Regions from separate parts of the Homo sapiens genome. Here region 2 is linked to region 1. Evidence: read pairs that join two places in POLR2A ChIA-PET (ENCODE). Cell type or tissue: PC-9. All regions are shown on one strand. Each heading gives the region's core, and the rest is flanking DNA. Links, peaks and the distances in the headings are about the cores only.

What was found. Peaks named below come from ENCODE experiments on the same cell type or tissue, not always from the same donor. Only the 100,000 strongest peaks of a DNase experiment are listed, where the experiment ranks them.
Region 2: POLR2A ChIA-PET joins it to region 1 with 5 read pairs; 3 of 35 experiments call an interaction of 5 or more read pairs at or near these places.

What each region holds. Positions count from the first base shown.
Region 1 is chr3:133,640,334-133,648,606 of GRCh38, forward strand. It overlaps TOPBP1 (DNA topoisomerase II binding protein 1), which reads right to left. Exons shown (of 28, transcript NM_007027.4): 11 at 3,687-4,030; 12 at 2,867-3,039. Among named protein-coding and RNA genes, the nearest start is that of TOPBP1, 17 kb to the right of the region's middle. In PC-9, for the core only: no CTCF peak of the experiment used is centred there; a DNase peak (open chromatin) is centred at 4,618; H3K27ac peaks cover 1,135 bases.
Region 2 is chr3:132,711,622-132,714,121 of GRCh38, forward strand. NPHP3 (nephrocystin 3) reads right to left here. Exons shown (of 27, transcript NM_153240.5): 6 at 1,505-1,665. NPHP3-ACAD11 (NPHP3-ACAD11 readthrough (NMD candidate)) reads right to left here. Exons shown (of 45, transcript NR_037804.1): 6 at 1,505-1,665. Among named protein-coding and RNA genes, the nearest start is that of NPHP3-AS1, 8.9 kb to the right of the region's middle. In PC-9, for the core only: no CTCF peak of the experiment used is centred there; no DNase peak of the experiment used is centred there.

The DNA of each region.
Region 1 (8,273 bases), core at 3,139-5,638:
CAAATGCTTACTCTAGGGTAAAAATGTATTGCTGTAACAAACTTTTTATAAAAACATAATTAGACATGCAAAGAACAGACAGCAAAAATCCTTTTGAGACAGGGTCTTGCTATGTTGTCCAGACTGGAGTGCAGTGGCACAATCACAGCTCACTGCAACCTCCGCCTCCCAGGCTCAAGCCATCCTCCCACCTCAGCCTCCCCAGTACCTAAGACTACAGGTGTACACCACCACACCTGGCTAATTTTTGTATTTTTTGTAGAGATGGGGTTTCACAATGTTGCCTAGCCTGGTCTCGAACTCCTGAGCTCAAGTGATCCTCCTGCCTCAGCCTCCTAAAGTTGGGATTACAGGCGTGAACCACCTCACACAGCCAAAATTACCTCCTTAATTAGTTATCACCCCCACACCTTGTCCTTTCCTCCCAAAAGAAGGCACAGAAAAAATGACAGGAGCAAAGTGTATAAATAACATTATTATTATTTTTTAACCTACTACAACTTTCCAAAGCATTTCTACATATTATCTCATTTGATCCTCTCAATATTTAAGTATAGACATGGGAAAAAATACAGAGAAATTAAGTGCCTCAAGATCATAGGATATTAAACACAGAGAATACGGGGCAGAAAAAGAAGTCTACGACTTGAGATTGAACAGAATTCCGTGATTTCTTTTATGACTTCTGGGTTTTATGTTCTAGTTCCCAACTTTTCAGATTTTTAAATTTCCCATGTTTCCTAGCACTTTTTTTTTCTATGTTTTGTGTTTATCTTAGTACTTTTATAATTTCATTTTTTACATTTAACCCACCAATCCATTCAGTACTTATTTAGATATGAGATACTGCTCCAACTTTAATGAATCCTATTTATTGAATAAGCCATGTCTTCCTTATATATATTTGAAATGTCACTTGTATCGTAAATTCCTTTTTACATTTGGGTCTCCTGCTACATTTGCTGTCCATTAATTAAACTTTCTGCTACACGTAACCACACTGTTATTTAGTGAAGTTTCACAAAATATATATTTGTTTGTTTGTTTTCTGAGACAGGGTCTTGCTCTGTCCTCCAGGCTAGAGTACAGTGGCGCCACTGTGACTCACTGCAGCCTTGACCTCCCAGGCTCAAACAATCCTCCCACCTCAGCCTCCCAAATAACTGAGACTACAGATTTATGCTACATTGCCTGGCTCATTTTTAAAATTTTTTGTAAAGACAGGGTCTCAGTATATTGTCCAGGCTGGTGTTGAACTTGGCCTCCTGCCACGGCCTCTCAAAGTGCTAGGATTACAGGCATGAACCACCAGACCTGGCCACAAAATATATTTTAATAACTGTTAGGGCTAGTCCCAATTATTCTATTTCAGAATTTGCATGACTTTCCTGCTGAGTACAGCTTTAGCTGTATCCAGTGGAGTCTGTCATCATGTATGTTATTATCTTCCACAATTTCAGTTTTAAAAGAATTTTATTATTTCATATAATTCAAACAGAAAACAGCAAAAAAAGAAATATACAGCTATACGAATTATTATAAGGTGAAACCCTTAAGTCCACCACCCAGGTCAGAAGACAGAATCTTGCTAACTACCCCAGAACCTCTCCAACATGCCATATAAACCCCCTTCCCTCCCTTCTTAATAGTAGCCACTATTTGGGCTTTTTTTTGGAGACAGGATCTCATTTTGTTGCCCTGGCTGGAGTATAGTTGTGTGATCATAGCTCACTGCAGCCCTGGTCTCCTGGGCTCAAGTAATCCTCCTGCCTTAGCCTCCCGAGTAGCTGGGACCATAGGCACATGCCACCATGCCTGGCTCATTTTTTTTTATTATTTTTTAAATAGAGACGAGGTCTCACTATGTTGTACAGGCTGGTCTTGAACTCCTGAGCTCAAGCAATCTTTTAGCCTCCCGAGTGCTGGGATTACAGGTGTGAGCCACTGTGCTTGGCCTATTTGGATACTTATAGTAATCACTTCTTTACTTTTCTATAATCAAATAATGGCAACTTTAAAGACTACATTTAGGCTTTTGCTTTTTCAAGTCTTTTAGCTTATAGGTTCCTACCTTCTTTTCCATGCCCTTAATATATATTCATTGAAGACACTGGATCATTTATGCCAGAGTTGTACTAAAGTCTGGGTCTTGCTGATTATATCACTGTAGTATAGTTTAACGTGTTATTCTGCTGTTTGCATTTCCTATAAATTGGGAATTGGATCTAGAAGCATCATCAGATTGAGGTTTGATTATTTTGGCAAGACTACTTCAAAGTGGTGGTGTATTCTTTGTAAGAAGGCACATCATGTCTTGTCCCTTTATTGTGTGATCGACTATTGATGTTCAATGCCTAGATTCTTTCATTCATTAGGGGTTACAGTCTTATCATTCCTTATTTATTTATTTGTTTGTTGAAACATCTTTATAAAGGGAAACTTTGTCGTATCCACTATCATGTTACCCTGATGCAAACTGCACAGGAAATGCAAGGTAATTCCTTGATCCTTTCCTTTTGTCAGCTTTCAAAGTAATGGACTGGTTCTCTAGCATCTTTCAAAGATGACCAATTACCTTACTTTATTTGGTGTCATTATGAAGTCACAACTTAAACACTATTTCATGTGTTTGGACCCACTGCAGTTATTACCTCTAATGATACCTAAGTTTTCATCTTTGGACAACAGAGGCACTTTTTTTTTTTAAGGCTAGTCAAGTGAAGCAGTGGGAGTGGAGAAGGAACCACATAACACTCATAAATATAATAAAGACACCCAACCAAATTCTAATTTGAATGCTCTCCAAGAAGTCAAAATAAATAAAAAGATACACCAATACAACAGGTGCATTAAAAATATTACATACCTTGCTCCAAGGAGGTTTGCTAGGAATGTTAAAGACTCTTTTTCTGCTCCAGCACACTGGCTAAATGAAATAACACAATCCTCTAAAGGAGTCATTCCTGTCATTACTGGAACTGGTGTGAAGAGAGGATTCGACTTTGGATCAAACAAAGTCTGATAGTCTATGCAAGTAACCTTTTAAAAACAAAAGAAATAGTAAAGCCAACCTGAAATAAGCAACCAGTGGTTAACACTGGTTCAGGTACAGAAGCAATAATTTAGTTTTGATAAGAAGAAATTTTACTTTAATACAAACTTGTGTATGCTCATTCTCAATACATTTCATATCATAATGTTAGAGTATATATATACATACACACATATACATACATCGACTAATTACATTAGGCTATTAAAATCGGTAAGATCTATTATTAGAGTTACTGAATGTTGCTTTAAATTTCATTCCTTCTAATGTATTAGTTTATACTATTTTTCTCATAATTCTTGGAATGTTAAAAAAAAAAAAATCAACAGTGAAATTACCAGTGATGCTTTGGTTATGAGAAAACAAGACAAATAGTATGAGATGACCCTAGAGTGACCTCCTAAGAAGGAATGTTGCTGCTGTGGCCCTGGGAAACAGTAATCTCTACTGTATCGGGATTAGGCCAAGAAGCTTGCACATTTAATTTTGAATTTCCCTTGCTAAAAGCAAAATCAAGAGTGTTCAAGTCCAAGCATTGATTTACTGTAACTGAACTGTCTAAGAAATAAACATTAACCTTCTTGGCATTCAGATATCCTTCGATACTTTATTTCAACCACTAGTGTTGTCTTACCAGCCATGTATTTGTAACAACTTCTCCCACAGTGGCTTCCACTTCACACCCCAGCAGAGGAACCACAGCATAATCCGCAACAGTTCTGCTCAGAAGGGACATGATTTTCCCAGCATTTTCTTTTATGATGTTTGCGATGTTAGATTCATTTTCATTACTAAAACCCAAAACAAGGAAACTCTTTTGGCTAAATAAGCCTTCTTCAGTAATTGTAGAAACATCAGGGACACAATGACTGACAGAAGACTGGTTTTCTTCTTGCAAAGAAATGTGAGTAGAATCATTCAAGGGCTCAGCATGAGTAGAATCATTAAAGGGCCTGGCTTCAGACGTCTTAGCCTCAACTGAAAGAGAAAAGTAAATGTTTTCTAACCAACAATTTACCTTATACAGTTTACTTCCTAGCAAGGATATTAACGTAACATGGAATCTGATAATTTTGACCATACTTACAAAACTAAAGCTTACGTGTATAATAAAGGGATATGGATTCACCCCGTCTTCGGGGTTACCAAGAGTCCTTATCAGTATTACCATCATCCATTGGGAAGGACAAGAGCAATCATGTTAGTTCTAGGTATTCCTAGTATAATGGAAACTTGAATTAGTTTAAAATTATATAGCTCCAACAGGACTTAGTTCCAAAACTGGTTTAGATGATTCACCATAAAATTAAGAAACTATCATTAAGAAAAAAATTAACAAGTCTAAATGGTATAACTGTCAAGTCCTTAACATGGAACATGTTAACATGGAAATAACTATAAGGAAGTGGCTGGCAAATCCTAAAATATTTATTGTCTACTCCTTTAGAGAAAAAGTTTGCCCTGCTATGTGATTCCAACAAGGCTGGAAGCTATCCAAGAATCACTCTTTCATTTATATAAGCACTGTGACTAAGTGCTTTACAAATGCATGTAATGCTCACATAATGCTAACTGTGAGGCTGATACTATCAGTACATCCCTTTTGTACAAAAGGAGTCTCAGGCTTGAAGAGGTTATGTAACTTGCCTAAGGTCACACAGTTAAGTGGCAGAAATGAGATACAAACCAAAGTCTGTCTAACTCCAGAGTTCACACCACCATGTTATAGTGCCATCTTCGTACTTCTATCCTCATCTCCAACAGACACTAGCATTTTCATTTTTAAGTAAATTGTAATATACATTAGGAACTTGTAAATTAAGTACACTGCAATATATATTAGGAACTTATGACTCCTACTAAACATAAGTATTAAAATTGTACTTATTCGCACTAAGGAAGCATAGTTTTGTCTAGGGAGTTTACTGGTCAGTAAGTCAGGAGAGCTGGGTTCTAGTTTTATAGTCTCTTTGACCCTTGGTTTCATAATATAAGGAATAAAGGGTAATAGTATACTTATAATTTACAGATATACTCATGGGAATGAATATGCTTAGATGGAATTAAAGGTGAGGCAATACTATAAAACATTCCGGAAAGTTTTTTAAACAGTTTTGTTAAAATGTAAAGTTTGTTTTATAAGTAAAAACCTTCTTATTTTTTGCAAGTACAATTATTTTGCAGTCACATCTAGGAGAAAAAAATAACTTTTTTCGACGTCTATATGTTGTTGGTAAGATGGGAAGGAGGAAGAAATCCAGTAGAATTTTAGACTACTACTATAAAAACAAAGTAGAAATACTAAGTTCTTATAAACCATCAGTAAAACTCTGAAGTTATTAAGAGACTCATAATAAACTAACATGTTCTACAGCAGTTCTTTCCGTTTATTTTAGCAGTAGGATCTCTTTTCAAACAGACCGCACCCAAAAGCCTAAGAGATACTACATAATAAACCTATCATTCAAAAAGCTCCCCTAGGGCCGGGCGCGGTGGCTCATGCCTGTAATCCCAGCACTTTGGGAGGCTGAGGTGGGTGGATCACAAGGTCAGGAGTTCAAGAGCAGCCTGGCCAACATGGAGAAACCCCATCTCTACTAAAAATAGAAAAATTAGCTGGGCATGGTGGCACGTGCCTGTAATCCCAGCTACTTGGGAGGCTGAGGCAGGAGAATCACTTGAACCCAGAAGGCAGAGGTTGCAGTGAGCCAAGACCACGCCACTGCACTCCAGCCTGGTGACAGAGCAAGACTGCATCTCAAAAAAAAAACAAAAAACTCCCTTAAATCAAAAGCCATTTTAAGAATTAATTATAAAATACTTTATTATAGACTTTCTAAGATGCTTGGTGATCCACTAAGATTTACCATCACTTAATCCTTATAAAGTCAGTAAACCACTAGCTGTCTTAGGAAGGTTTAAGAAACTAATCACCTGCCCTACACCAAGTACCCTTGGCTGAAGGATAGTATGTAAAATTGCTGGCTGGGTGCAGTGGCTCAAGCCTGTAATCCCAACATTCTGGGAGGCTAAGACAGGAGGATCACATGAGGCCAGGAGTTTGAGACCAACCTGGCCAACATGGTGAAACCCCATCTCTACTAAAAATACAAAAATTAGCTGGGCGTGGTGGTGCACACCTGTACTCCCAACTACTAAGGAGGCTGAGGGAAGAGAATTGCGTGAACTCGGGAGGAGGAGGTTGCAGTGATCCAAGCTTGTGACACTACACTCCATCCTCAGTGATGGAGTGAGACCCTGTCTCCAAAAAAAAAAAAAAAAATCACTTTCAGTTATACCACAGCATCCTGGAAAATCAAGATGATTTCCTGATGTGATACAATACTAAAGCATAAGTAAATGGTTTGAGAAAAGTCAATTTTGTAGTACGGAAATAGTGTAAATAAAAAAGGAATGCTAGGAATTCCCTCTCTAGAAATATGGTGGGCTAGGATCTTTGAAACACTCTCACTAAAAACACTTCAAAATACAGGATAAAATATTAAAATCCAGACCACTAAAGTGGTTACTAAATCCAGAACATTAAGTAGTTACTAAAGCTAATGGTTAGTCAAAATCTATTAAATATCTGTGCAGTAACCCAGACCCTTGGAATGTAAAGGTATCACACAAGAGATAGGAGCCAATCCTTTGGTTTCATAAAACTTAGAGGTGAAGGAGAGTATACCCTGAGAGAACAAGCCCAGAACCCATGAAGAGACATATCTTTAGTAAACAGACCAAAACTAACCAACCAACCAACAACAAATCTGCCCTGTAAAGGAAGAGGTCAAGAACACTGGCTTTGTGTCAAGGGGAAACAACATCTCTCCTAAGAATCTGTTCATCAGAGGCTGGTCCTCAAAGTAGGTTTGGGTATAAATTCATATAGCTGGAGGTCTAAGAAACCTCCAGCCAATACACCAACTTAAAGGCATATTGAGTTTGTAAACTCCTAGGCACCTAGCAGACCCAAACATGAACCTTTTCTGGGGTAACAAACCCCTACCCCAAGTTTCTTAGAATTCCTAGAGTCCTAGTAAGTACAAGTTCACAATAAAAATCACAAAACACAAGAAAACCAGGCACCATAAACAACAGCCAACAGAACAATTCACAGATGTTTTGATAGGTTTAATGTGTTTTAAGAAATAAAGAACAAAAAATACAAATACAAAATGACAGACTTGGCTGGGTGTGGTGGCTCACACCTGCAATCCCAGCACTTTGGGAGGCTGAGGTGCTTCAAGACCAGCCTGGGTAACATAGTAGCACCCCATCTCTATTTTTAAAAGTAAAAAAATAAATGACAGACTATTTAAAAAGCTAAAACTTCTAGGAATTGAAAAATTAATTATTAAAACAGAAAATTTAATGGATGGGTAAAACAGATTAGGCAATAGCGGAAGAGATGATTCGTGATCTGGAAAAAAATCTGAAGGAATTACACATAATAAATCACAGAAAGACAAAAAGATGGAAGATAAGGACAGGTTAAGTGACCTATATGCAAAGCAAATGGGAGTTAAGAGAATATAGAGAATGGGGGAGAGGCAATATTCAAAGAGATAATAAACATTTCTTGACCTAACAAAAAGCAAAAAATCTACTAATTCTCAGATTCAGAAGGCACAGTGAATCTCAAGCAGGACAAATAAATGGTAAAGCTCTAGGACACAAAAACCAAAAGGAAGACTATCTTAAAAACAGCCAGAGGATAAAGACAGATTATCTGTAAAGGAATGACAGACTGATATCTGACCTCCTATCCAGCAGTCAGGGAAATAGATGACAATGAAACAATATCTCTGTGCTTAAAGAAACTGTCTAGAACTGTATACCCAGCCGAAGAGTCTTAGAGAAACTAAAGGAGTTTCTAAAGGATATTGTTTTAGGAAGAAAGAAAATGATTCCAAAAGAGAGGTCTCAGATGTAAAAAGAACTGGGGAGAGCAAAGAAACAGTTAAACGTGTTAGTAAATGAAACAAATACTGACCATATAAAAGCATAATAACGCCTAATTGTAAGATGTTAAAAGATAATGAAAATACTAGACAAAATCACATAAGCTGAGTATGTTGATGAGTGGAGAGAGGGAGCAGGGCTAGTTGTGATCATTAAAGTATTTTAGGCTGGGCTCAGTGGCTCACGCCCGTAATCCCAGCACTTTGGGAGGCCAAGGCGGGTGGATCACCTGAGGTCGGGAGTTCAAGACCAGCCT
Region 2 (2,500 bases), core at 1-2,500, 930 kb before region 1:
TGTAAAGAAAAAACAAAATGGTTTTATGGATCAAAGATAAGAATTAGAAAAAATAATGTAACAACAAATAACATATTACCAAGTAAGATAAAAAAACTACTCAATCATTAAGTAATAAGATAAGATATATCCTTAATAAATATAAAAACAGGGAAAGAAAAGGGAAGGGGTGGATAGCAATGAAACCCTACTGAAGGCAATCAAGTTGAAGAACTCCTTAAACATATTCTGGATGAAGGCTCATTGACCAGGTAGTTCCCTGTTCACCCGGCCACTAGGCAAAGTCTTAAGGGTCTACAATGGGTTATGCTACAGGGAAACTGGTGAAACTTAAGGCCTTACATATATCTATACACAGTTAAAGTCAGAGTTGGTCCACAATTAAAAAAGCAAAATGCTTTGGAAAGGTTAAATTTAGACAGTAAATCTAGAAAGAAAAATTAGCCTCTTATTAAACTTATTTTGTCCTTTATCTCTATATCTAACTGGTGAAAAAAAATCTTTACTTGCAGACAAGATTCATTAGCATGATTATATTCACATTATAAGAACATTGTTCACTTTACTGGGTCTATTTAAATAGTAAGCTCCTCAAAAAATGTAAATTATGATTCAACACCTACACAAGTGATCAAGTACATGAACTTTATATGTAAAATACATAGTTCAAATACCTCTCAGTTTGTATCCAAAGAAAGAAAAGAATGAAGGTTAATGTTGATTATTGAAATTAGGGGTTATCAACTTTTTCTGTAAAAGGCCAGATAGTAAACAACTCAGGTTTTGTAGGACACATGGTTTCTGTTGTAAAGATTCAACTTTGCTATTATAGTATGAAGGCAGCTGTAGAAAATACACGAATGGGCCAGGTGTGTTGGCCTACGCCTGTAATCCCAGCACTTTGGGAGGCCAAGGCAGGGGGATCACAAGGTTAGGAGATTGAGACCATCCTGGCTAGCACAGTGAAACCCCATCTCTACCAAAAATACAAAAAATTAGCCAGGCGTGGTGGTGGGCGCCTATAGTCCCAGCTACTCAGGAGGCTGAGGCAGGAGAATGGTGTGAACCTGGGAGGTGGAGCTTGCAGTGAGCCGAGATTGCGCCACTGCACTCCAGCCTGGACGACAGAGCAAGACTCTGTCTCAAAAAAAAAAGAAAAAAAAATTTATATATATATGAATGAATGAATGTGGCTGTGTTCCAATAAAACTTTATTTACAAAAGCAAACTCCTGGCTAGATTTGGCCCTTGGGCTATATTTGCCAAACTCTGATTAAAATAAGCTAAAAATTAAGGTGTTGATCATATGACCTATGAAACAAGTCTAACAGCTTAAAACTTTTAATTATTTTATTTAAGTGTGAAACAGTTGTAGAATTTATTGAATTTCATGGATTTTTTTATTATAAGGATGCAATAAAATTTATCTTTGAAGCTTATTTGGCAAACTCAATTCTATTTACAGTTTACTGCTTATAATAAATTACATTTTTTTTCAGCTTACCTTGGTAATGTTAAGTGAATAAATAAAATAACTAAAGAACTTTTCTCAATTTCCCATTTTCTTACAGTGAGGTATTGATTTTCAACATCTATTGGAAAATAAACAGCATGGAAAAAATATCCCATTGTCTCGCACATTCTCTTAAGTTTAGGTGAATAGTCCTAAAAACAAATGAAAACATACAAAAGTTTAATGTATTTAACTAAAGATCAAGTGAGATTCATACTACTTAAAATAAAAAGCACGCTTTAAAACAGGTTATACTGGATATCTTTTCATATAAAATTTTAAAAATAATCACATTTTAAAGAAAATCTTAAAAAGGCAAGTTTCTCTCAAATACAAATAATAATAGCTTAGCAACTTGGCCTTTTTCTAGCTCAGAAAATGACTTATTTCATAGTAAAGCTAGAACAACAGGAGACAGTATTAGGCTATTTTGCTTTGGTATTTGTTTCTTTTTGTTATTATTACTATGAACAATCTGTTTTATTGTCATAAAGAGTGCAAAATATAGATCCATAAATCTGTATAGTAAAAAACATCCACGATGATATATCAGAACGCTAAAGCAGAGCGATATAAGTTAAAAACACATAAATCTATAATTAAGTTAGTAAGTAATGATGACTATTATTATGAAAGAAATCAGTAATGCCCTCAAAATGTCGTTGGGAATAACATTTTCAATTACTGGATGGAAGCTTTGGGCTTTAAAATATTTTATCTTTTTACTAAAATTGAATAATATCACAAAGGAAAGCTAAATGAATTTGGTAATCAACAACAGGGAAGATGTTAATATAGCAGGTATAGCATGTGACACACAGATTCTATAAAATTCCCTTGGAACACTGGTAGGCAAGCTTTTTATATAAAGGGTTAGATAGCAAATATGTCTACAAAAATAATAATAGCTTTACAACTTGGCTGCTTTAGCAGGGATCTTTGTGGCTTATTTGGTTTCTATCACAATTTACTCTGCCATTGAATTGG